Regions from separate parts of the Homo sapiens genome. Here region 2 is linked to region 1. A link is an interaction called in ENCODE POLR2A ChIA-PET data of the cell type or tissue named here. Cell type or tissue: Panc1. All regions are shown on one strand. Each heading gives the region's core, and the rest is flanking DNA. Links, peaks and the distances in the headings are about the cores only. Region 1 has its middle 21 kb from the start of ABLIM1. Region 2 has its middle 79 kb from the start of ABLIM1.

Region 1 (12,977 bases), core at 4,831-7,330:
CTTAGGAGGCTGAGGCAGGAGAATCACTTGAACCTGGGAGGTGGAGGTTGCAGTGAGCCGAGATCATGCCACTACACTCCAGCCTGGGTGACAGAGCAAGACTCCAGCTAAAAAAAAAAAAAACAAAAAAAAAACAAAACTCTTTCCACCAACACCACACTGCCATTCAAGTTTACTTGTAATCATTTTTTATAATAGTTAAGATATCTTTACCCCATTAATTTGTATAGCAATGAGCAATGCTAATCCAAAACCCTTACTATGGTATGCAATCACAGGCAGGCCCTTGTTCATGTCTTCATCCTCATCTCTGAAGCCTTCCTCCTCATTCACTAAGCTGCAGTCACAGTGGCCATCATTCATTCCACATGGCACAGACCTCAGACACACTCTTCCCTCTGCAGGCAGTCTCTGTGGCTCCCAACCCCACCACACACACTCTTATTTATCAGCCAGGCCTCCGCTTCAGTGTCAGCTCCTTGGAGAGGTCTTCCTGGATGCCCCAACTAAATTAGATTCTCTTATTATCCTATATATTTTCTCATGGTACCACAATTTATAATTATGCAGTTGTCTGACTTCTCAAAAGCCTGCAAGGAGCATCACATGAGGAGGGACCATATTTATTATATGACCAATTATTTGGACACGATGACGGGCTTCAGTAGTTGTTCAATTACTGATCTGAATCTTTTTTGTTTTCAATAAAGATGAAATCCCTAGAGTGACTTAAAAAAATAAAAGACTATTGAGAAGAGAGACATTAAGGGCAAAATTCAGGCAAATGTAATCAGAGGAAAAAAAAGTGGGGAGAACCAGGTTATCTAGTTAGCAAAATAGAGTTTAAGAGGGACCATCTGGTCCCAGTGTGGTGGCTCATGCCTGTAATCTCAGAACTTTGGGAGGCCGAGGCAGGCAGGTCACTTGAGGTCAAGAGTTCGAGACCAGCCTGGCCAACATGGCGAAACCCCATCTATACTAGAAACACAAAAATCAGCCAGGTGTGGTGGCATGCGCCTGTAGTCCCAGCTACTCAGGAGGCTGAGGCACCAGAATTGCTTGAACCTGGGAGGTGAAGGTTACAGTGAGCCAAGATCATGCCACTGCATTCCAGCCTGGGCCACAGAGCGAGACTCTGTCACAAAAAAAAAAAAAAAAAATTAATTAATTAAAAAGAAGAGAGACCTTTTGTACACACCTTTGGTCTCAATTCCTAAGAATCAGTTTAGCAGTTATTATTTTAAATGTACATCGTAACTGTAAAAATGTTTCATATTCTCAGCCACTTGGTGTTCAGGAATTCAGAAGGTAGTGAGACATAAGTTCTGCAGTCAGAGTTGGGTTCAAGCTCTGGCTCCGCTATTTACCACGAAGTTGGGCAAGATTTACCACGAAGTTGGGAAAATGTTTTGTAAGTAACAGTTTCCTCACCTCCTTCCTAGAACTGTTAAGGCAATTAAATGAGATTTAAATTAGATAATACAATATGTAAAGACATAGCACAGTGCCTGCCACAGAGTGAGGACTCAAAAGATCTGAGCTATCTTAATAATTGTTATTCTTTTTTTTTTTTTTTTGAGATGGAGTCTTGCTCCATCTCAAAAGTGGAAGTGAAGTGAAGGGACACTGTTAAACCTTCAAAATCAGAAATTTATAAGAATGCTCTGAGAGTCATGAAGAGACTAGAAAAATATTTTCTTCTTCATAAAGATGGAAAATCTTTAAAGATGAAAGTTTGTGGGAGGCTGGATCTCAGGCAGTTTCTGCCCAGAATTCCCTGACCTAATCTTTCTCCTTAGAACCTCTCTTGGCTCTCTTGCTATATGAGCACACGGCTCTTTCCATGGCCATCATATAATGGTAGAAAGTCCTCTGTATCAGCGTGGTTATAACCAAATGCTCCCTATGTCCTGAGATGGAATATCTTGCCCATCCCTATGTCCCAGATGTTCCCTATGTTCCCTATGTTCCATTCACCCTATGTCGCCAAGTATCCACAATCATTGAAGAGCTGTCATCATTGGGTAGAGAGCCCCATGTTGATGACTCCCAAGCTGAAGCCTACATTACAATAAGATGACAAGTATGTACCAGCTGATATGGTTTGGCTGTGTCCCCATCCAAATCTCATCTTGAACTGTAGCTCCCACAAATCCCCACATGTTACTGGAGGGACCCAGTGGGAGGTAACTGAATCATGGGGGTGGGTCTTTTCCATGCTATTCTTGTGATAGTGAATAAGTCTCACAAGATCTGATGGTTTTATAAAGGGCAGTTCTCCTGAACATGGTCTCTTGCCTGCCTCCATGTAAGAGGTGACTTTGCTCCTCCTTCGCCTTCTGCCGTGATTGTGAGGCCTCCTCAGCCATGTGGAAATGTGAGTCCATTAAACCTCTTTCCTTTATAAATTACCCAGTCTCAGGTATGTCCTTATAGCAGTGTGAGAACAGACTAATACACCAGCCACTAGCCTTTGCGTGTATTTACATATACAACTCCTGTCATGCTTACCAGGACCTTATGCATTAGCTAAGATGTACTAGTTTTCTGGGGCTTCTATTACAAAGTATCGTAGACTGGGTGGCTTACACAACAGAAACTGTCTCACAGTTCTGGAGACTAGAAATTCAAAGTCAAAGAGTGCAGAGTCGGTTCCTTCTGAGGGCTGTGAGGGAGAATCTGTTCCATTCCTCTCTGCTACTCTCTGGTAGGTTCAGGCCTTTCTTGGTTTGGAGATGGTTCTCTTGTGTCTTTATGCCATTTTTACCTATGCATGTCCATCTCTGCATCCAAATTTCCCTTTTTTTAACGACATCTCATGTTAGGTTAAAGCCTACCCTCATGACCTCATCTTAACTTGATGGTCTGTTAAGGTGATCCAAATAAGGTCACAGTCACAGGTACTGGCGATTAGGACTTCAGCGTCCTTTGTGAGGACACAATTCAATGCATAACCAGAAGAAAGGAAATTACCTGACAGTGGGGCAAGACGACTTCTCAAGAAAAGAAGGAAACACAACTGGTATAACAACAAATGAAAAGAAAATGTGACTGGGCGCGATGGCTCACGCCTCTAATCACAGCACTTTGGGAGGCCGAGGTGGGTGAATCACGAGGTCAGTAGATTGAGAGCAGCCTGGCCAACATGGCAAAATACCGTCTCTACTAAAAATACAAAAATTAGCTGGGTGTGGTGGTGCGTGACTGTAATCCCAGCTACTCGGGAGGCTGAGGCAGGAGAATGGCTTGAACCCGGGAAGCGGAGATTGCAGTGAACCGAGATCGCGACACTGCACTCCAGCCTGGCGACAGAGCTAGACTCCATCTCAAAAAAGACTCTGTCTCAAAAAAACAAAAAAAAAGAAAATGTAAGAGAACAATCAGTAACCATGAGACTGGATTTATACGATTATGTTTCTTGGGGAAATGGTATTCCCAAGAAACTCGGGGGATTTCAGATTATTGTGTTCTCAAAACCCCTCAAGAATTCCTTTAAATTTTATTGCCAATCTCAGGCTTAATGACTAGGAATGGAGACTCCTAAGTCCTTTCACTGTGCGGTTTTATTTTAATCATATGTATATAAAATCAGTATGAAGCTTTTTTCTTTGAGATGGAGTCTCTGTCACCCAGGCTGGAGTGCAGTGGCATGATCTCGACTCACTGCAACGTCTACCTCCTGGGTTCAAGCGATTCTCCTGCCTCAGCCTCCTGAGTAGCTGGGAGTACAGGCGTGCACCAGCATGCCTGGCTAACTTTTGTATTTTTAGTACAGACGGGGTTTCTCCATGTTGGCCAGGCTGGTCCCAAACTCCTAACCTCAGGTGATCTGCCCTGCCTTGGCCTCCCAAAGTGCTGGGATTACAGGCATGAGCCACCGTGCCTGGCCAAGTTTATCTACCTCAAGAAAAATCCCTCTTACTTCTGAAAAGCCTGGTTCCCTCCCTCTGGGGGACCCTCCTGGAACCCCTGGCATGCTATGGTCCACTTGTTTGCCACTGCTGCTGGCCTATGAGCTCCACAAAGGGAAGACTCATAGCCACCTTTCTCATGACTGTATCCCCAGGTCCTAGCATGGTGACTGTCACATAGTAGGAGCTCAGTATATAATAGTGAAATGAATGAAATAAAACAATCCCCCTCACGCCCCTTCTTCTGTGTGTATTATGACATTGCTGTCAGGACAAAAAACCCAGAAATACCTGAGAAAAGTATAAAGCCTGAGAAAAATATTGATAGCATTAAGCCTCTTATCCAAGGAGCATTCTGCCTTCCCACCTTTCCTAAAGCTACACTCCAAACTCTTCTGTATCTGGGTTTAATCAGCAGAAATCTGGCTAACTGGCTAGGTATAGTGGCTCACGCCTGTAATCCCAGCCCTTTGGGAGGCCGAGGTGGGAGGATCACTTGAGGCCAGGTGTTTAAGACCATCCTGGCCAACATGGTAAAACCCCGTCTCTACCAAAAGATACAAAAAATGAGCCATGTGTGGTGGCATGCGCCTGTAATTCCACCTACTTGGGAGGCTGAAGCAGGAGAACCACTTGAACTTGGGAGGTGGAGGTTGCAGTGAGCCAAGATTGCGCCACTGCACTCCAGCCTGGGCAACAGCCAGACTCTGCCTCAAAAAAATAAAAATAAAAAAGAAATCATCTAACTACAGGTTCCCAACTACAAGCTGACTGTAATTGAGTAAACTGGTATTAAAGATTTCTAGCAAAAAACTGTTCATTTTGTAACAGTATTCCAGGCTTCATTCTATCTCCAAACATGGAGAGGAAACACATGAAAGTTGGTGAGTAAAATCTAGGTGAAATACAACTGACAATAGAAAAATACTCACTTGAATTTGCATGGTTTCCTGATGGTTAAAAATCAACCATTCTTTTTTAATTCCTTTAGTTCCTTTACACACATCTAGGTCATATCAATCAAATAAATGTTTTAAAGTGGCATAAAATCAAATCACTTTAATTAGGTATTTCTTTCATTTTATTTCTAATCCTTTTTTTTTTCCTCATTCTCCAGCTAAGCAAAAACATGAACGTTCTTAGCAAACAGGTTTTCAAACAGGGTTTTAGAGCAGAAATAATTAGTACCAAGTAATATTTTGAAAGAATGATGAGTTTTCATTATTGTTTTCATTCTGACTGAACTAACTACATTAACCTGTTGGCAAATTTATTGAACAATCATATAATTGTTTTCTGACTTCATTTCTAAAGCATGTCTCGTTAAGCTAAACTAATCTTTATCGCCTTTGAAACCACGGATTCTTTTTCAAGAAGTCTTCCACAGCTGACTCTTTCTTATTTCTTTCAGTAGTCTAGGGCAGTGGTCTGTAAACTAATGCCTGCTGCCTGTGTTTGTAAATGAAGTTCTGTTGAAAGCAGCCATGTCCATTTATTTATGTATTGTCTACGGCTGCTTTTGTGCTACAATCTCAGACTTGAGTAGTTGCAGCAGAGACCATTTGGCTCACAAAGACTCAAATATTTACTATTGTGCCCTTCACAGAAAAAGTATGCTTTAGGCTAATCACACAAAGCATTCAAATCTTGTATTTCTTAGCTGTTTGCTCTATAAACATCTTATTCATTGGTTTCATCTGTGTACCATTTCCTTGAGTTTGTTAGAAAGTTCCCTAGGGTTAGATTGTCTTTTTATTTTCTTTTTTAAACCAAGAATAAAGTATTTCAGGTTAACTGAGCATAATAATTTTATTTCACTGAGTCTCAGTGCATGTCTATTCATGCCAATACCACTGGTACTGCATAGAAGCTATGGTGGATTATATCATTGGCTGAATTTATCACCCCTCCTTATATCCATGCCCTTTGCCATGTAACTTTGAATGCCCTCTCACTTTGAGACTGGAATTGATGATGTGACTCATCTGGCTTATAGAATAAAGAAGTGACAGTGTGCCAGTTATGAACTTAGCCGTCAAGAGGTCACGCATATTTCTACATGCTGTCTTGCCCTTCTGTGTCAGCATGATGAAAAAGAAAGAAAGAAGGAAAGAAAGAAAGAGAAAGAAAGCAGCATGACACCAACCATATGTCTCATCAAACCTAAAATCTTACTATCTGGCTCTTTACAGAAAAAGTGTGCTGCCTGCTCTTCTGAGGGCTTGCCAGACCCCTGTTGTTTGCTATTAATTTTCTCCCCACCAAACAGGCCAAGTTAGAAATATCTTAAACCTTGCCGGGAGTGGTGGCTCATGTCTGTAATCCCAGCACTCTGGGAGGCCTAGGCGGGTGGATCACCTGAGGTCGGGAGTTTGAGACCAGCCTGACCAACATGGAGAAACCTTGTCTCTACTAAAAATTACAAAATTAGCCGGGCGTGGTGGCGTGTGCCTGTGGTCCCAGCTACTCAGGAGGCTGAGGCAGGAGAATTGCTGGAACCCTGGAGGTGGAGGTTGCAGTGAGCCGAGATCCTGCCATTGCACTCCAGCCTGGGTAACAAGAACAAAACTCCGTCTCAAAAAAAAAAAAAAAAAAGAAATATCTTAAACCTTTTAATAAATTGCATGTTTATTCAACCATGAAACATAAAAATGCAAAATGTCTCATTGGGAAATGCCACATTCTGGAACAGAAATGCCCCAGTTTTCGTCATCCTAAGAAGTCAGGCCAGAAAAACTCTATACTCTTTGGCTCTCTCATTCCTTTGTCTCCCATTCATGCGAGAAGACACTATCTGCCTTTTAAAACTAGGAATATGGATTACTTTGATGAAAATAAAATAGATAAATAAAACAGCTAATAGTTGTTATCCCCTAATTTTGGGCAGCGGTCAAAGGGAGCTTTTGCCTCTCATGTAGTGTTTGAAATTTTTACAATGAAAGCCTATTCTTACATGATTTTTATAATTAAAAATAAGCAAAACACACAGACATAAAACTAAAATAAAATTACCAAACTAGAATCAAGGCCTTGGATTCATAGCACTGTTCAACGTTATAAATAATTTGCAAGAATCTGAATCTCCCAGATGGAACTCTAATTGCCAATTATATAACCCATTCATTATTACGCGGGAGGCACTGTGCCATGAGTCTTATAGATATTCTCACTTCATCCTCACAATCTTATAAAGCAGACAGTATTGTTATCTCTATTTTACAGATGTGGAAACTGAGGCTTAGAGAAGTTGAGAAATTTGGCCAAGATTACACAGCTAGTAGGTGTCCAAGCTGCCATCTGACCAAATCTCTCTGCTTCTAGAGCTCAAGCACTTCACCAGTGCATCATGCTCAAAAGGAGCATGCTTTCCTTCTACAAGTCCATAGTTATGCATTTATATTTGTTAAAATCACTTTGAAATTTACCAAAGAACAATCATGTTAGCAAGGGGAAAATAAATCCCCAATCCTCTGTGGCTCTGGCAGTGTGGAAGGGGCAGAAATGGTTTCTGAGGACAAGAGGCACCCTTCCTTCATACTGGAGCCATGGTGACCCATGCTCAGATCTGCCCCTTCTAACCAGCGAGGTCATCTATATCCCGAAGGATCCCCCGGGCCTTCCCTAGCCAGCTTTCTAACATCTTTAGATGATGACATCCTCTCACATCATTTATCCCAACACTTGCATTCTCCACTCTTGCTCAGGTCATTACATAATGTCTCATGTTGGTTAGTTGCCCATATATGCCAGTGGACCTTCCAGGATTATCATTCTAAATGACAGAGATTTATTCTGAACAGTCCCTAGCATGGTGCCTGCCACCTGTTGAAAAGTGCTTGTAAATTAATTACAGCAGAATGTTACTTAACAGCTCCAATGCCAAGTATAGGGATGGCTCTATGACTCACCAGGAGACCCTCCCTGATGAAGCTACCAATTAGAGACAGACTATTACAGTGACAGTCACTCTAAATGTAAAAAAATAAAGATGTGGGTGGGGCCAAGAGCCACAATCAGTGAAGTGGCTGATTAATCCATGAATCTGCAGGTACATTTAGCTAGTCATACAACCAGCATTACCTTATATATGGAAAATGGGGCTACCAGACCATTTTAGCCATTTTATATATTTTTTATTTTAATTTTTATATTGAGAGAGAGAGTTTTGCTCTTTTTGCCCAGGCTTGAGTGCAGTGGCACGATCTCAGCTCAACGCAACCTCCGCCTCTTGGGTTCAAGTGATTCTCCTGCCTCAGCCTCCTGAGTAGCTGGGATTACAGGCGTGTGTCACCATGCCTGGCTAATTTTGTATTTTTAGTAGAAATGAGGTTTCACCACGTTGGCCAGTCTGGTCTCGAACTTCTGACCTCAAGTGATCTGCCCGCCTCAGCCTCCCAAAGTGCTGGGATTATAGGCATGAGCCATCACGCCTGGCCTAAACCATTTAAAAATAGTCACCAGGGATGTGCTTCCCACAAAATAATGCCACCCCATGAACATGCTGGCATTTTCCCAAGAGCACTGTGTATACTACATCCCCTTCTAACTCTCTACGCCACTTCAATTCACATGACAGCAGGACATATGTTTCCCAGGCAAAATATTACAAAGAAGAGTGATAGCAGGCTTGGGGAGTTCCTGTTCCAGGAAGATATTCAAGGTACCCTGGTGTGGTCACAAGCCTGGGGAGCCTATGACTCAGACAGAAGCTCCTAAGACTCAGTCTATTGCTGACTGTTTTATGGAAATCCAGTGCCCAATTCTCCGAGCATGCTGCCTGCTCCCACTCCTGGGGCACGTTCCTGGCAATGTCATGCTCTGATTGACCCACTGGTCACCGACTGTGGCAGCGCTCATTTGCAGTGGCAGCTGTGACTGCCTTTGGAAGCAGGAAAACCTGTCTGGCATTTCCATTCTCTCATATGAAACCTAAAAGTAGTGCTAATCGGCACGATGCATTTTCCCTCTTTTTGGAAATGAATGACATTTAGTGATAAGTCTTGTAAAATCCCAATATTCTGAATTGCTATCCTGGCTACCACCCCAATATTTAAACTATGTTAACGATGGAGACATACATGTCAGCAGTCAGATTTTAATATAAAATTAACGGCTGACTATCTCAAAGTCCTAAATTACTATTAATTGTAAACAAACACTAGCTCTAAGTATATCCTTTAGAGCAGAAGGTTGTAAGTCACTGTATCAAAGTCTTAAATCAGCAGCCACCTAACTAGCTAATGCTTTCAAGCTGTGCCAGGAGAGAAAGGACAGGATGATCTTCTCTTACTAAAGAGAGATGGATGAACAGCTGCAAGCTTTGCTGTTGTTTTAAAACATCCGGGAACCAGCTACTGAGAATAATAAATAAAATGTAAGCAGGGTCAGACTTATTTATTACATATCCTTTCAAAATATCCTTTTGTTTAAAAAAAGCTAATTAAAAGTATTGCCCATATTCCCTATAGAGAGTACATTTAAAACAATGCAGAGTAGCAAAACCCCTTATGTTCCAAACATAAGGTGTGCCTGTTTTTAAGTCTTGGAATAATTTGCCAACTTCCAATTTAATTATGACTGAGCTTCAAGTCAACTGCTGAGTGTTCTAGAGATACGGTTTCTGTAGATTCCAGCTGGTAGCAAGTGGAAAGACTCCAAATACCTTAAAAATATGCCACGGAGTAGAAGGGAGGAGAGTAGTTAAAAAACAAGGAAGAGAAAGAACGTTGTTCTTTCTGGCTTGACCACTAAAAATATAATTAGATGTATCACTTACTCTGTTTACTTACAGTCTCTCTGCGTGTAAGATTTCTTCCAAAACCTGCCCTATCTTTCTGGAAAGCCAAACTAAAATCCACTCTTTGTACAGTACAAGAAAAACAGAGGACTTTAAATTCATTTAAATAAAGACATCTAGACATCTTGAGATATTCTAATTTTATCACTAGGACCCCATTCAGTTGGAAAAGACATAGCATCATAGTTTTCCACTCTAAATGTATCAGGAATACACGAATGCATTCTAATTAATATGCATAGTGTCCTTATTAAAATTCAAATTCTATATTTGAGGAAAGTCCAGAATGTCAAAGAATCTTGTGTAAACCTGAGGTGACGTTATCCTTTAGAAAGAACAGGGGAGGGCTGTTCTTGGCTGACCACCCACGTGGGGCCATCGTCCACTTTAAGTTTTCCTATTCTAATGTTTGTCAACTTTCGTCTTTCCAGTAAACGTCCAAGGCAGGTCAGTGAGGAATAGGAAACCACATTACTGGACTTTTAAATCAGCATAGTCTTTCAAAATCATGCTCATTTACAGGAGAAAACTGTGTGGCATAAAAAGCCACCATGAATTATTCATCAGTTACAGCGTGTGCCAACCTCAGATTCCTTTGTACCTCGTAACAAGTGTATACATGTGAAGTGTAGCAGACCCGGCTCCCCAGTCCTACCAGTCCTGGGTACAAAGGCAAACCCAAGCTCACCGGAGGTCCTGCGAAACAGAGAAGAGTGGCGAGATTGGAAGTGAAGGAGGGAGGGGGCCCAGCCTACCTGCCGTATCTGGAATTACCCACGAGTCTACTCTCCAGGAACCAAAATAAGTTACACTCTCTTATCTTAAGGGGTCCAGTATCAAAGGAATCAGCAACCGATCGCCACAGTCCCTAGGTTTCAATGGAGCAGCCTGTGAGACTGCGTGGGGCCACCCTCTGCAGTTCTGTTGGACGTGGTGTTGGCTGTCGGCCCCTGGGGATGCTGAGCAGGACCAGCCGGGGCACTCCTGAAGCCAGCCAGCCTCACCACGGAACAAACTCTCCCATCAAACACAACTGTAGGGAAAGCATCCTAGAGATGACATCCAAACTCAAACAAAATGCCCAGAAATAGGATCACAGGTGTTTGCCCACAGTCACTGAAGATGCCTTTTAATGTGCCCAAAGGACCAACCTACTGTTGGTTGAGTTGAGCTGGGCTACTGCTACAAAAGAGTCATGTCGATTTTAACATCCTGTTATATTAAGAATATATGTAAATATGTTGACAAATAAGATGTGCATTTTATACAGATATGTACTATCACAGAAATAGATTGTAAAACAATCTTTTACTTATTATCATAAGTGTAAAACAATTTTATCAAATGGAAAAGCCCTGCATCTTTCCTCATCTTTAAAGACACGGTCGACCCCAGACAGAATATATGCTGACTTTACAAAATGGACGGTCTAACCTTTGTAGTCTCCCATGGTGTGATGAGGGTCCGTGAGCTCAGTCATTTCCAAGGTCATTAACATGCACAAAGCTCCAGGGTTTCAGCTTTTCTTCACTAGGCATCTGGCACACAGAAAGGCTGCAACACTCCTCAAAGGAGAGGCTGGGGCCCTGGCTCTCCTCCCAGGAGTCTGTGGGCTGAACTGGACCCGAGGGAGGGGTGTGCCACCGGTGGGTGTGCCACAGCCAGCGCAGGAAGAATGAGGAGTTTCCTGAGTGACTCTGGCTCCTTCCTCATGTACAGATTCTGCATCCCCTTCTTCTCTCGACCCTGCCCCTACCACTTCTAAAGAGACCCCTTGCAAAAGCACATCAGCTCAATGACGCCACACCCACTGAAAACACTCGTTTCTGGGAAGCCACTATTAGAACACGCCAAGAATGTTCCTAGGATTTTCCTGCATTCTGCACAATCCAGAATCCAGATTTTGATCACTATCATTTCACAATAACTGAAACACATGAAATAAAGAAAGAAAAGGATCGATTATTCCCCAGCCTTCTGCCTCCTCTTTTTCCTTAATGAATTACTATCTCAACCAGATGGGCTTTTAATTATTTTCTTCACTACTAGAATTTTTAAAAAATGCTATAACTTGGAGAGGCTTCTTTTACTAACAGCCTGATTATTCATTATGGCTTTGGAAACAGTTCCCTGACAAACTCCTGGTATGAGACGAGCCGTGGACTTTGAGCCTTTTTATATTAGGTATACAAGCTGTCTGAAAACAATGACCTCATCCGGAAAGACTCAGGAAAGAGGCATTTTTTTCCTTTCGTCAGTAATGCCCTGATGTTGGGCTGGATTATCCACCACCCACAATCCAACTTTTCTCACAGTTATTTTTGAACACCGGGAATTTTGCATATTGGAAAAGTTATGAAGACAGTTTAAATGGAAAAAGACCCTTAGGACAAATATCCTTGGCATCAGATACACACATTGGCTAAGAAATAGGAGGAAACTGGCATAATTGCTTTAAATGTGAGGGTAAAACATTTAATTCCTCCAATAAAGATGTAACCAGCAGCACCCGTTGTGAGATATTAATTTAATGTAAGGCCTATAATCAATCCACTGGAAAACAAGACTATTTGAAACACATTGGCCAAATGCAAAGTTTGATTAATTGAAGAGTCCTGGCTTACTCTCTTCCCCAGCTAAGTGGCTTTTTTATTTTGTTTTGAAATGACTCGGGTAGACAGCCATCCTCATGGGTCACCCTATGTGCCCTTCCCCTGGTCCAGGCTACTGCCTGGAACTTGGTGCCTCTGATAACGTCCTCCTGACTTGGCTGTAGCACCAGGCGCCAGACAAAGAATCACAACTGGATTGCTCGTTGATAAAATGCTTGCCATTTGCAGAGCTGTCATGTGTCAGCTGCTGCCAAAGGCCAGTCGCATCAACTGAAATCTTCTGATTACACCTAATGCCTTGCATTCTCATGATAGTGATTCCATATTTTAGCCTAATGTGTTTTTTGTTAGTGTCTTGGGATTTTTACCATAAGGATGGAAGTCTTTCATCGTTGCATTCTTTATTCTTGTTAGCCTGCATTTAAAATGTAATGGAGGCTAGTTTTTCCTACTCCTTTAAATCTCGAAGTATTATTCCTACTTGATATTAAATGAGAGAAGAAACCAAGTACAGAGCTACAGCTATTTTCAGGGGCTAAAATAGGGTGCTAGTTTAAAAATAACCTGCATTGCATTGGTTCCTTGCCTTTTACAAGGCAGGACAGGGGCAAAGTGGGGGAGCAGGCAATCCAATATTGAAACTTTGATTTTTTTGAA
Region 2 (12,977 bases), core at 6,746-9,245, 60 kb after region 1:
TGGCTATTATGAATAATGGGCTGTACACATTTGTGTACAAGTTTTTGCATAGATTGTTTGTTTGTTTGAGCTGGAGTCTCACTCTGTCGCCCAGGCTGGAGTGCAGTGGCATGATCTTGGCTCACTGCAACCTCCGCCTCCCGGGTTCAAGCAATTCTCCTGGCTCAGCCTTGCGAGTAGCTGAGATTACAGGTGCCTGCCACCACACCCAGATAATTTTTTTTATTTTTAGTAGAAACAGGGTTTCACCATGTTGCCCAGGCTAGTCTTGAACTCCTGACCTCAGGTGATCTGCGTGCCTCGGCCTCCCAAAGTGCCAGGACTATGGGCATGAGCCACCATGCCTAGACATGTTTGTTTGTTTGTTTGTTTGTTTGTTCATTTTTTGGAGATGGAGTCTCACTCTGTCGCCCACACTGGAGTGCAGTGGCATGACCTTGGCTCACTGCAACCTCCACCTCCTAGGTTCAAACCTTGGCTCACTGCAAACTCCACCTCCTAGGTTCAAACCTTGGCTCACTGCAACCTCCACCTCCTAGGTTCAAACCTTGGCTCACTGCAAACTCCACCTCCTAGGTTCAAACCTTGGCTCACTGCAACCTCCACCTCCTAGGTTCAAGCGATTCTCCTGCCTCAGCCTCCCAAGTAGCTAGGATTACAGGCGGGTGCCACCACACCCAGCTAATTTTTGTATTTTCAGTAGAGACAGGGTTTCACCATGTTGGCCAGGCTGGTCTTGAACCCCTGGCCTCAAATGATCCACCTGCCTCGGCCTCCCAAAGTGCTGGGATTACAGGCGTGAGCCACCACGCCTAGTGCATAATGTTTTCAGTCCTCTTGGTTATACAGCTTGGAGTGGAATTGCTAGGTCACATAGTAACTCTATATTTAACTTTTTGAGGAACTGCCAAATTGTTCTCTAAAGTGGCACACTATTTTACATTCTCACCAGCAATGTATTAGTGTTCCAATTTCTCTATATTCTCATCAACACTTGTATTCTCTGTCTTTTTTTTATTACAACCATCCTATTGAGTGTGAAGTGATATCTTTTGGGTTTGATTTGCATTTTTCTTTTCTTTTCTTTTCTTTTTTTTTTTTTTTTTTTTTGAGACAGAGTCTCGCTCAGTCACCCAGGCTAGAGTGCAGTGGCGCCACCTCGGCTCACTGCAACCTCCACCTCCCAGATTCAAGCGATTCTCCTCGATTTGCATTTTTCTAATGGCTAATGATGTCGAACATCTTTTCATGTGCTAGTTGGTCATTTCTATGTCTCTTTGTAGAAAGGTCTATTCAAGTCCCTTGCAAATTTTAAAATTAGGTTATCTGTGGGTTTTTTGGTTGAGTTATAACAGTTCTTTATATATTCTGAAAAATAGACCCTTATCAGATATATGATTTGCAAATATTTTTTCCCATTCTGTAGGTTGCAATTTTGCTTTCTCAATAATGTCATTTAAAGCACAAAAGATTATGATTTTGATGAAATCTATTCCATTTATTTTTTCCTTGGTTGCTTGTGCTAAGAAATCGTTGCCTAGTCCAAAGTCATAAAGATTTATACCTATGTTTTTTTCTATCTCACTTACTTTTAGTTATGCTACCATGGTATCTTTTATACATCATTATAAACTGCCTTAAATTATTTCTAGAAAAAAGGAAAAGATTAATAAATTAATTTTGAAGCCATAGTCACTGAAAAGGCCAACTATATAAATTACTTTAATACATGGAAATATCTATGACAAATAATCCTTAAACACAAAACTAAAGAAGATAAAACTCAAAATGTAGAAGTGAATTTTTTGCATTGACTCATGCTCCAACTGAACTTCAGGTGATATAAACCTCATTTAATGTTCAGATTCTCTCATCTATATTATTATGTCCATCTAGCGTAAATATAATAATTAAGAATGTGCTGGAATCACTGATTCCATATTATGAATCCTAAAAGTGGCTCAATTATGTTGTGGAGAGCCATGAGTGTAGTTACAGAATTTGGACTTTGCTCTGTAAGCAAAACTGCTTAGAAGGGTTTTCAGCAAGGAAGTGACACAATCTCATTGGTAAGTTAGAAAGATTGGGTGGGATGCCAGGTACAGTGTGAATCAGGTACTAGTAGGTGATAGGTGATTGATAGGTCCAGGGTGGAAGAACAGAGGGAACAGAGTCCTAATCAAAGACCACAGGGAAAACAGCAACTATTCTGAATCCTTTGAATTTTTATGCAATACAAAGTAGGACCAAAAAAATTGCCCTTTAGAACAAAATAACCTAATGCTCATGGGGCTTGAGCATATGTAATTCAGCTACTGTAATGCTGTACCCCGAGCAAAAACATGCCCTTTGAAGATTTAAAGTTTAGTCTCTGAAATTAATTTAATCAGACATGCTAAACAATGTAAAAGTCAGCCTTCTTGTAGCATGCTGAGCTAAAGTTATTTATTTATGTTCTGAACTGGACCCTACTGAGATAAATCCTTCAAGATGTCACACCCCATTTTCTTCAGTACCCAGGAACACAGGTAGTGCCTGGGGAAATCAATTAATAACATCCAGATTCAGTATTCTTATAATTAGATAAAGGATGTGTTTGCTCCCAATAAGTCGCAGACCAGGTACATCTGCCAGATACCACCTGTATCAGAAACATACGCCTCCATTGCTGATTTGTTCTATAAAAATGTTTCTGGCATTTCATTCTTCTTTTATATTTTAACCAACAACTCCAGATTTGAGAACCTTGCAACTTTATTTTTTTTTAATTATTATTATTTTTTGAGATGAAGTCTCACTCTGTCACCCAGGCTGGATAGAATACAGTGGCACAATCTTGGCTCACTGCAATCTCTGCCTCCCAGATTCAAGCAATTCTCCTGCCTCAGCCTGCCAAATAGCTAGGATTACAGGCGTGTGCCACCATGCCCGGCTGATTTTTGTTTTTTAGTAGAGATGGGGTTTCGCCATGTTGGTCAGGCTGGTCTCAAACTTCTGACCTCAGGTGATCCGCCCACCTCAGCCTCCCAAAGTGCTGGGATTATAGGCATGAACCATCACGCTTGGCCATGACCTTGCAACTTTAATAGCTGGATTCAGTAACTCTAACTGGTCTTCCTGCCTTTGTTCCCTGCCCCAGCTCCTTGTCACCTAATCTAATTCACCCTATAACTGGTTCTCCACCAAATCTCCCTAAAATACCACTTAGATGATGGCACTCCCTTGCTCAAAACCTTCAAAATGCCTTTCTGTTTACACAGCTAAATCCATAACCTCACATTCGTGCCCTCCATAATGTGGTCCTAACCCAGGTTTCCAACCTTACTCCAATGACACTCTCCCAAAGTCTCCATTCTAGCCAAATTGGTTTCCTTCAGTTTCTCCCAGACAATTCTTCAACACAACACCCCCGCAACTCTCGCACCTTGTTCCCCCAATCCTCCTTCTCTGGAAGGCCCACCTCACCCTCTGTTTTCCAAATCCTTTGCAATGATCTGCAAATATTTTCTCAGCTCAACTCCTTGGGAGAGGAAGACTTCCCAGACCACTGGGCACATAATAAGGTTGTGTGCTTTCCTGCCCGTGACATGACTTATCCTGGCACCAAATCCTCATCTGATAATTTTACATGGATTATTGAATTTTCAAAAGGGATAAATCCTCTTCACAACCAAACGGGAGGTTTCCTGAGGGTTGGGTTTCTTTGGTATGTATCTCACACTGCCCAACAGAATGCCCTTCATCTAGCGATAACTTAGTAAATAACTAATAAGTAAACATACGCAAAATAGGCTTACTAAATAGCTAATAATTAAGTAAACGTAGGAAAGTTCTTGGCTGGAAGAGCTTTAAAGTGAGAACATGCTACCTACACTGGTTCCAGCATGGACTTAAAGGGGCTTATGTGACTACATAAAATGCAGCAAGTTAGCAAGTACAGCCTTGGAATTCTTTTCTTTTTCTCTACCATGTACAAAATGCAATTCTAGGCACTTCAAAGGTTTACAAAGACAAGATAGATTCTTGAGTCCCTGACCTCAAGAAGTCCCCAGTTGAGTAGGCTAGCACAAGCCCCTGATTACTTACTGTAATATGTTTCAGACACTGGAATAACATGAAGAGAGGAAGGCAGGCAGATGCCTGGGCTAATGATGAAGAGTCTCAGTCTAAACAGCAATGGTTTCCTCAGGTATCTAAGATTATTATTTTGTAGCACAATCGAGTACAGATAGGCCTCTAGTGAAATGTCCTTTATTTCTTTGAACACAGAAAAACAACAATAAAAAAATTCTAATTTCTGTATGTTAGAGGGATTTGGGAGCCAACTGGGAGCCAATCCCATGGTTTTTTTGTTTTAGGTTAATAAATGTGCTGGGTTTTGCTGTTGTTGTTGTTTTGAGACGGAGTCTCGCTCTGTCACCAGGCTGGAGTGCAGTGGCGCGATCTCGGCTCACTGCAACCTCTGCCTCCCAGGTTCAAGCGATTCTCCTGCCTCAGTCTCCTGAGTAGCTGGGACTACAGGCACACGCTACCACGCCCAGCTAATTTTTGTATTGTTAGTACAGACAGGGTTTCACCATGTTGGTCAGGATGGTCTCGATCTTTTGACCTCGTGATCTGCCCCCCTCGGCCTCCCACAGTGCTGGGATTACAGGCGTGAGCCACCATGCCCGGCCAATGTGTTGGTCTTATCATGAAAAATGTTTCAGTCAAACTGTTGTTGTGGTCAAGTCAAAGTTATATTTATTATACAAAGCTGGAACAGGAATACAATAGTCAAAGAAATATTACAACATAGCATGTGTGCCTCTGTCACTAAAGAGACTAGGTGAAAGAATATGAATATGTGATCACAAATTTCTGTATTATTCTCAAAATATCTGACCAAATATCCTTTGAAGGGCCAGTAGATCTCCCCACATCACCATTTGTGGAGCAATATGACATCTAAATATGCTGGCAAGGCAATGATTTTATGTAATGTACCCCCAAAAGAGAGCTAAACTTCCTGCAGAAGAGATTTAGACAGGTGGTGATGTTTTTCTAGAATCATTTCCATAACCTTAAAGTGCCCCCCAGGAACCAGAAGGCATTGGTTTTGAAGTCCACTATTATACCATCTGTCACCTGTAAAGAATAGCCTGGCCCTAGAATGTGAAATTTAACACAGATACTGCTTGCATTAAGCAAAGACCTCATAAATAAGAATGTAATAAAATGGGCCATAGTGACTTAATTTTCACTGCCATTCTTGGTTTGATTATCAAGCCAATCCAAACAGGGACAAAGAATTAGATGAGTATATTGGCTGACTGGGTTGGATATTAAAAAACAACAACGCTAAGCTACCATTTCAGTCCCTACTTAAAAAGCAATAAAAGCAATGATTATACATATTCATTTACCATTGTTTAAAAATAACAAAGGAGATATTTATGCTGGGAAAAATATAAATGGTACATCCAGTGACAGCTATCTAAACATGAATCCAGGGACAACATTGAGATCAGCAGTACACATGACAGGGTAGTCTGAAAATATAAAATGCCCTGAAATCTAGTGACCAACATATAGAGAGAAATATTACTTCATATATTTCTGCTTTTAAAACCCGATGTAATGCAATGATGCTTTAAATTATATCTATCTGAAATAGTTTGCAAGTATATGTTGCTGAACATCCTACTAACTCTGGAAGAAGAGGGCACACCTGCACAGCCTAGATTCATCTGTGGGGCGGTGGCAGTTAACATCAGCAGGAAATAAAAAACAGGGACAGAAAACAGACAGGCTATGATCAGAATTTGGGAGAATTGGCCCAGCGCGGTGGCTCAAGCCTATAATCTCAGCTCTTTGGAAGGCTGAGGCAGGCGGATCACTTGAGGCCAGGAGTTCAAGACCAGCCTGGCCAACATGGGAAAACCCCATCTCTACTAAAAATATAAAAATTAGCTGGGTGTAATAGCATGTGCCTGTAACCCCAGCTACTCAAAAGGCTGAGGCAGGCAGATCACTTGAGGCCAGGAGTTCAAGACCAGCCTGGCCAACATGGGAAAACTCCATCTCTACTAAAAACACAAAAATTAGCTGGGTGTAATAGCATGCGCCTGTAACCCCAGCTACTCCAAAGGCTGAGACACGAGAATCTCTTGAAACCAGGAGGCAGAGATTGCAGTGAGCACTCCAGCCTGGGCAACACAGCAAGACCCTGTCTCAAAAGCAAAACAAAACAAAAGGAAAAACAAACAAAGAATTTTGGAGAACCACTTTTTCAAATCATCTGGCCTGCTGAACTCAAGGCCTTTTCCGACCTTGACCTTTGAGACGACATCACCCTCAGTGCTTCCTGACTCCTCGGTTTCAACACAATGGCAGCTCTAATTCCAAATCCCTCCCAACCTGCACCTTGCTCTCCTCCAGACCCCAAGTCCTGATCCTGTAAATGGGCCTGCTCATGTCCTGCCAAGTTCTTACCCCAACTGAAGCAAGATTCTAATGTTGTGTGATCAACAGGTACAAATATCACTAAATTTTTTTCAAGAATTTTTATCTCACACCTCAAGATGATGTACTAAAGGAACTAAGAACAGAGCATGTTCAAAGCTACCTAGTAAAGAAATCTCTTAATCTGTTGCTACCTAACACAGAAAACATTCAAAGAGTTTCAAATGATTATGGTCTCAGGAGATAGTGGCCAAAATAGGAATGATTTCTCTCTTGCAGATTCACACAGGAAATTAATGTTTCACCAGCATCAGTTCAGCCTCAGAACCACTCTAGTAAAAAAGGCACTACTATAACTGTTCATTCTGGATGATGGATATATGGATGTTCACTCTACTACTACTTTTGTGAATATTAAAAAACTTTTACTAAAAAAATTTACTAAAACCCATCAAATTGTATGCTTTAAAGGTTGAAATTTAAAGGGTGAAATTTGTGATATATAAATTATTATTATTATTATGTATTATTTTAACAGGGCCTCACTCTGTCGCCCAGACTGGAGTGCAGTGGCGCGATCTTGGCTCACAGCAATGTCCGCCTCCCAGGTTCAAGTGATTCTCATGCTTCAGCCTCCCAAGTAGCTGGGACTACAGGCACGTGCCACCGTGTCTGACTAATTTTTTGTATTTTTAGTAGAGATGGGGCTTTGCCATGTTGGCCAGGCTGGTCTCGAACTCCTGGCTTCAAGTGATCCACCCACCTTGGCCTCCCAAAGTGCTGGAATTACAGGTGTGAGCCACTGTGCCCAGCAGATATGTGAATTATATCTCAATAATCAAAAAATGATGCTTTCCAAAGAAGGGATGAGAGAAATTCAGGCATCTAGAGAAACAAAGTAACTTGTCCTAAGCCAAGTAGGACATTCATGGGAAAATGTACAAATGTGCACAAGATCTAAAGCAGCACTTTATACTCTCTAGTCATTCAATTAAGGAGAAAAAATAATGACAAAATCCACTTACTCTCATGCTTTAAAAAGAAAAACTGCAGAGACTACCAAAACAGAGCTCAAGAGATAGGCCACAGCTTTTGGTGATTTAGTTCAAGTAGAAATGGGTCTTTGCTAGCTCACTTATGCTTTAATAGATAGTTTTACTGTGCCTCAAAACCGAAACAAATAAAATGGCAGCTTCATTCATAAACTCCTTGTTGGATCTATAACAGATGGAAACTGAGGCACGATAAAAAAAAAAAAGTAGGGAGTGCTAGTTGGTTAGAGGAAGGAAAGATAGACTTCTTGTTTTTCTAGAGTGGTCAGGATGCACAAGGACATGCTCTATTTAAGACAAATAAGGGAAATGATTCCCTTCAAATGATAGCACAATTAAGATGCTAAAATGTCTTAGTAATGGGGGTGAAAGTATTGTTTCTTCTCAGGTACACAAAAAGAAAGGCACTTAAAATCTCCAGAATAGGCAGAGAAGTAGAAGAAAGTCATTAACTGAATAGAAACAAATGAAAAGGTGGTGATTTTAAGTAACTGGAATGTAACAAAAGAAAATCCATTGGATTTTAATGCTTTGAACAGTCTCTTTTAAAAACTACAGGTTTGAACACACAGAATTGCATTTCTTTCTCTAGTTTCCGATGTTTACAAATTAGTCTACAGACAAAGCAAGACAAGCTTAATTATAACATGAAAATGTAAATGTCAAATTTTGATTGTGTAAAAGTAGTGACAGAACTGATGGAGCTCAAGAGGTGGAGTGAGAGAAGCTGGGAATAATTAGGGACATTCTTCATCTTACATCCTGGCGAGTCCATAGAGTCCAGGGTTGATAGAACAAGAAGGCAGGACAGGGTTGGGAGAGGTAGAAGTAGAGGAAGTATGCTAATCTTTATCTTTCACCATAAGGAGTCTGAAGTTAATCAATGAAAAAAGAACAATGTAGATTTTTAGGTGTTACCATTTAGAACAAAAGCATTGTTTGAAAGTATTAATTCTGGTATGTAGAACCATTGAGGCTGGATTTTTTTTTAACTTAATATCATCCAGTATTTTTTTAAAAAAATTTCCCATCATATATGCATTGCTTTTATCATGATTTCTTGATTTTTTTTAAATCACAGAATCCAGAAAACAAAATAATTGCATAACAAATGAACACATTAAACACATCTTTCTGCCATCAAAAACATGAATCCATTGGATATAGCAATTTCCCACTTCCATTCAGATGGTTAAATGCCAACTTGACTAGCATTCAGGCAGTGTTACATCTTTGCTTCAATGCTAGAAAATAAACTGAAAACAGCCCAAACGGATTAAAGGAAGCTCAACCAAGCTCTTTTCTTGTTAGGGCATATTTCTATTAATAAAACTAAAGTAAAAAGAAGCAATAAATATCCTGGCCTTGAGTATACTAGATGGATTCCCTATTTTCAGCAAGAACAGAGATAGCCATTTCTTAAATAACAGCAAACCTGTTGGCATCAATTTTTAAGTCTTAATTTGAACATACAATGTGCAATTATAAGACGCAGAGAAAGAATGTTCGCCAGAAGTATCTAAGAGTGTGTCTAGGCTATACATGGAGAGTCTCTTACAATACAGCAGATGATAGTTTAACATGCATTGACCTGATTCTTAACTAAGACTGGGAAATGCTAGTATGTGCCTCAAGATTTTAAGAGGACCCATATTTGTTAATTATAAGAAGGACTTTAAAGAATAGGCATTTTAAGCTTTTCCTACTCGTAGCATATGCTACATACAAGCAAAGCAGGCGCACTAACACAAATGGACAGTTACAGATTTGAAGCTGAACTTTCTTCCCCCTTCCCTACCTTCTCTTCGGGAATTTTTTTTTTTTAATTTTGCTTGGGACTGTGTAGGGGACTTCCACCACTTCCCTCGGAAATCTTTCTTACTCTACCGAGGAGGAAATCTGGGCATTATTAAATCCTGACTCCTTCACATCCTCCTAGGGGACTCAAAATGGAAAATGTTTGAGTATGGAAGGAAGTGGCTGCAGCCTAAAATTTAAATTTACAGGAAAATTAGTACTATACTGATTAGATACAGTAACTTGAGACAGTAACTTGGATACTATTAGATACAGTAATTTCAATAGTATATATATACTATATTAGATATAGTAACTTGGGATAGCAACTTGGACAGAGCCTATATGAAAGCAGTCTTTAGAAATAATAAAAAGTTGGCTGGGCGTGGTGGCTCATGCCTGTAATCCCAGCACTTTGGGAGGCTGAGGCAGGAGGATCACTTGAGGTCAGGAGTTCGAGACTAGCCTAGCCAACATGGTGAAGCCCCATATCTACTAAAAATACAAAACTTAGCTGGGTATAGTGGTGTGCACCACTCTCAGGAGGATGAGGCAGGAGAATAGCTTGAACCTAGGAAGCGGGGGTTGCAGTGAGCTGAGATCACACCACTGCACTCCAACCTGGGTGACACAGCGAGATCCTGTCTCAAAAAAAAAAAAGAATAAAGAAATAATAAAAAGTTGTGTTTCTGCTTCTCTGGGGTGATACATAGACTGAAAATCAGGGAAGATACTGTCTTAAGTACTTCGGAAACCATTTACCATAGTGGTATAGTATTTACAAGTCACCCTAAAGATTCTGCTTGATAACACCTTGATAGGACTATTCTTCTTTTTTTTTTTTTTTTTTTTTTTTTTTGAGATGGAGTTTCGCTTTGTCGCCCAGGCTGGAGTGCAGTGGCGCCATCTCAGCTCACTGCAAGCTCCGCCTCTCAGGTTCATGCCATTCTCCTGCCTCAGCCTCCCGAGGAGCTGGGACTATGGACGCCTGCCACCAGGCCTGGCTAATTTTTTGTATTTTTAGTAGAGATGGGGTTTCACCGTGTTAGCCAGGATGGTCTCGATCTTCTGACCTCGTGATCCGCCCGCCTCAGCCTCCCAAAGTGCTGGGATTACAGGCGTGAGCCACCTCGCCTGGCCAGCCTATTCTTAATATGAATCCTTGAAGGTAATGAAAGAGCACTAGATCTAAAATCAAAAGAACTTCCAATAACTGAGAAGAAATATGTACACCATATGTTAGAAAAAATGGTTAATATCTTTAGGAAGAGAAAGGAGGAACATTCCCTGATCCCTCTACCCCTCCTCAAAATAATCAAGGAGTTCACAAAATAAGTATATGGATAAAGGTTAGATTTATGACTAATCAAAATCCTGCTAGTTCAAATAATAAGATTCTTTTTGTTCACCACAAGTAACTGACAGAGATTGTTTGTTGTTAAGTTAAAATCCAGAAGTAGTGAAGGCACCATTACACATTGCTAGTGGAAAACAAGTTGGCAATGCCTTTGAATTATGGTATATTCACTCATTGGAATGTTATGCAGTCATAAAAAGCATCCTGTAGAAGTTTCTAGAGACGTGGAGAGCTGTTTAAGGAAAACCATAACAAAACATAAGTACAGAATAATTACCTTTTTGTCAATTACATGAAACAAAATCCATAACTTATGGACTTCGATACTTAAGAATTTTTAGGGTAAAGCAAACCTTAATTCTCATAGATTTTGCTAACCTTGGCAGAAAGCTAGCTTTGACTCTCAAAGCTGACTTCCTTTTAATGAAATATGAATGCTCTAAGATAAATAAAAAACTACTCTTTTGCGATTTTGCATTATAAAATAAAGGCTCCATTAAGTATCCCTTGAAAGACCCTGGATATTTTTAATTGCTACGTGTTAATTTCACTGTAAACATTATAAAAGCAGTTAGCTAACTGCAAAATGCCAAAGTCTCTCTAAGGACTAAAAATGGCCAAAAGTACACTTTGGATACTCCATCTACAAAAAAAGAGGGAAGATGCAATTGATCTTTGTGCCCCATCACTGCATTATTTGAGTTCATTTCCAACAATTTATAAGCAAAACAAAGATGAAAACATTCTCATCTGCACTCCTCATATCACCTACTTTCACAGGCAGAATACCCAGACCAGCAACTTGAATAAGAAAACAAATCTCTTCCTGATGCAGTGACTTGACTTAACTTTAGTGTGCCGCAGTTTTCTCATCAGTCAAATGGAGTAATAATATTATCTACCTCAGCCAGGCACAGTGGCTCATGCTTGTAATCCCAGCACTTTGGGAGGCTGAGGCAGGCAGATCACTTGAATCCAGAAGTTTGAGACCAGCCTGGCAAACCTCGAGAAACCCTGTCTCTACCAAAAATACAAAAATTAGCTGGCTGTGGTGGCACACGCCTATAGTCCCAGCTACTCAGGAGGCTGAGGCACGAGAATCGCTTGAACCTGGGAGGTTGTAGTGCGCCAAGATTGTGCCATTGCACTCCAGCCTGGGTGACAGAGCAAGACTCTGTCTCAAAAAAATAAAAAAATAAAAATCTACCTCAAGGACAGATGTGAGGATTAAATTAGTTAATCTGTGTAAAAGTCTTAGAACATTGCTTGGCACATTGTATCTCAAAAAATGTTAGTTTGTTTTTGTAATTATTACCATTACTACTACTACTAATAAGTAGTATACGTTTAAAATTAATATGGTTATATTTGAGGGTATAAGTAGTAGCATTAATACGGTTAAAGCAAATTGCAACTAGGAAAAGCAACTTCAAGGTAATTTGCCTAAAAGTGAAGATTTAGAATAGCTTCTAGAATTAATGGTTTATATTCTACTGGTGTTGATTCTGGGGCAATGAGGTTAGATATTATTAGGGTTCTGGACAGTGTGCCCTCAGTAAATGGAAGAACTCTCAGAGTAAGTAACTCAATTAGCTATTAAAGGTGTCATATATTTTGGAACTCAGAAACATTAAAGGTCACTAGTAGAACCACTTGTACTTTTTGGAGTTCAAACTGCCAGATTCAGACACACTGCCAGATTTCTTGCATAAATTAGATATAACCATCTTGGATCTTTCTGTGGAGTAATTTGTTTTTTAAACTCAATTTTAAATCAGTCCAAGTGGTAGATAATAAATATTTTAGTTATTTGTCTTCTCTATTTTTTTCCTTCTCTCAAGCATGAGGAGTTCTTGAACCTCTAAAAATCAAATCATTCCTCTTTCAAAACTTTTCTGGGGAAGTTACTGTGTTAGTCAATAGTATATTTCAAAAACGAAAACCTCAAAGTTGTGTTAAAGATCCAGCCTGGCTGAGCGAGACTGTCAGCTGTGGCTGCCTCCTGTTCTCCATCACAGCTCTTCTGTTGTAAGGGTTGATATGCAGGGGAGAGGATGGCTCTGGTTTTCAGCCTTGCCACATGAACAAGGTCTAACCTTCATAAAAAGATGGGCTAATGTAAAAGAAAAAAAAAGCTGCCTTCTGGAGGGACTTTCCAAAACATACAAAACATAAAGCACACGTAGGGCTTCCCTGGGAACCCAAGACAAAGTGAGACAAGAAGTTGGGGAGAAGAGTCTCATTTCTGTATGAACCACCAGGAATGCAGCCTGTAATGGCAGCCTAAGTTGGCCTCTTGGGAGACCATGAGATGTGGCGTGGGCGTA

The links. ChIA-PET counts read pairs that join two places held together with the same protein. Peaks named below come from ENCODE experiments on the same cell type or tissue, not always from the same donor. Only the 100,000 strongest peaks of a DNase experiment are listed, where the experiment ranks them.
Region 2: POLR2A ChIA-PET joins it to region 1 with 5 read pairs; 2 of 35 experiments call an interaction of 5 or more read pairs at or near these places.

The regions. Positions count from the first base shown.
Region 1 is chr10:114,673,148-114,686,124 of GRCh38, forward strand. It overlaps a transcript of ABLIM1 not described here. Among named protein-coding and RNA genes, the nearest start is that of ABLIM1, 21 kb to the left of the region's middle. In Panc1, for the core only: no CTCF peak of the experiment used is centred there; no DNase peak of the experiment used is centred there; H3K27ac peaks cover 2,500 bases.
Region 2 is chr10:114,731,092-114,744,068 of GRCh38, forward strand. It overlaps a transcript of ABLIM1 not described here. Among named protein-coding and RNA genes, the nearest start is that of ABLIM1, 79 kb to the left of the region's middle. In Panc1, for the core only: no CTCF peak of the experiment used is centred there; no DNase peak of the experiment used is centred there; H3K27ac peaks cover 2,241 bases.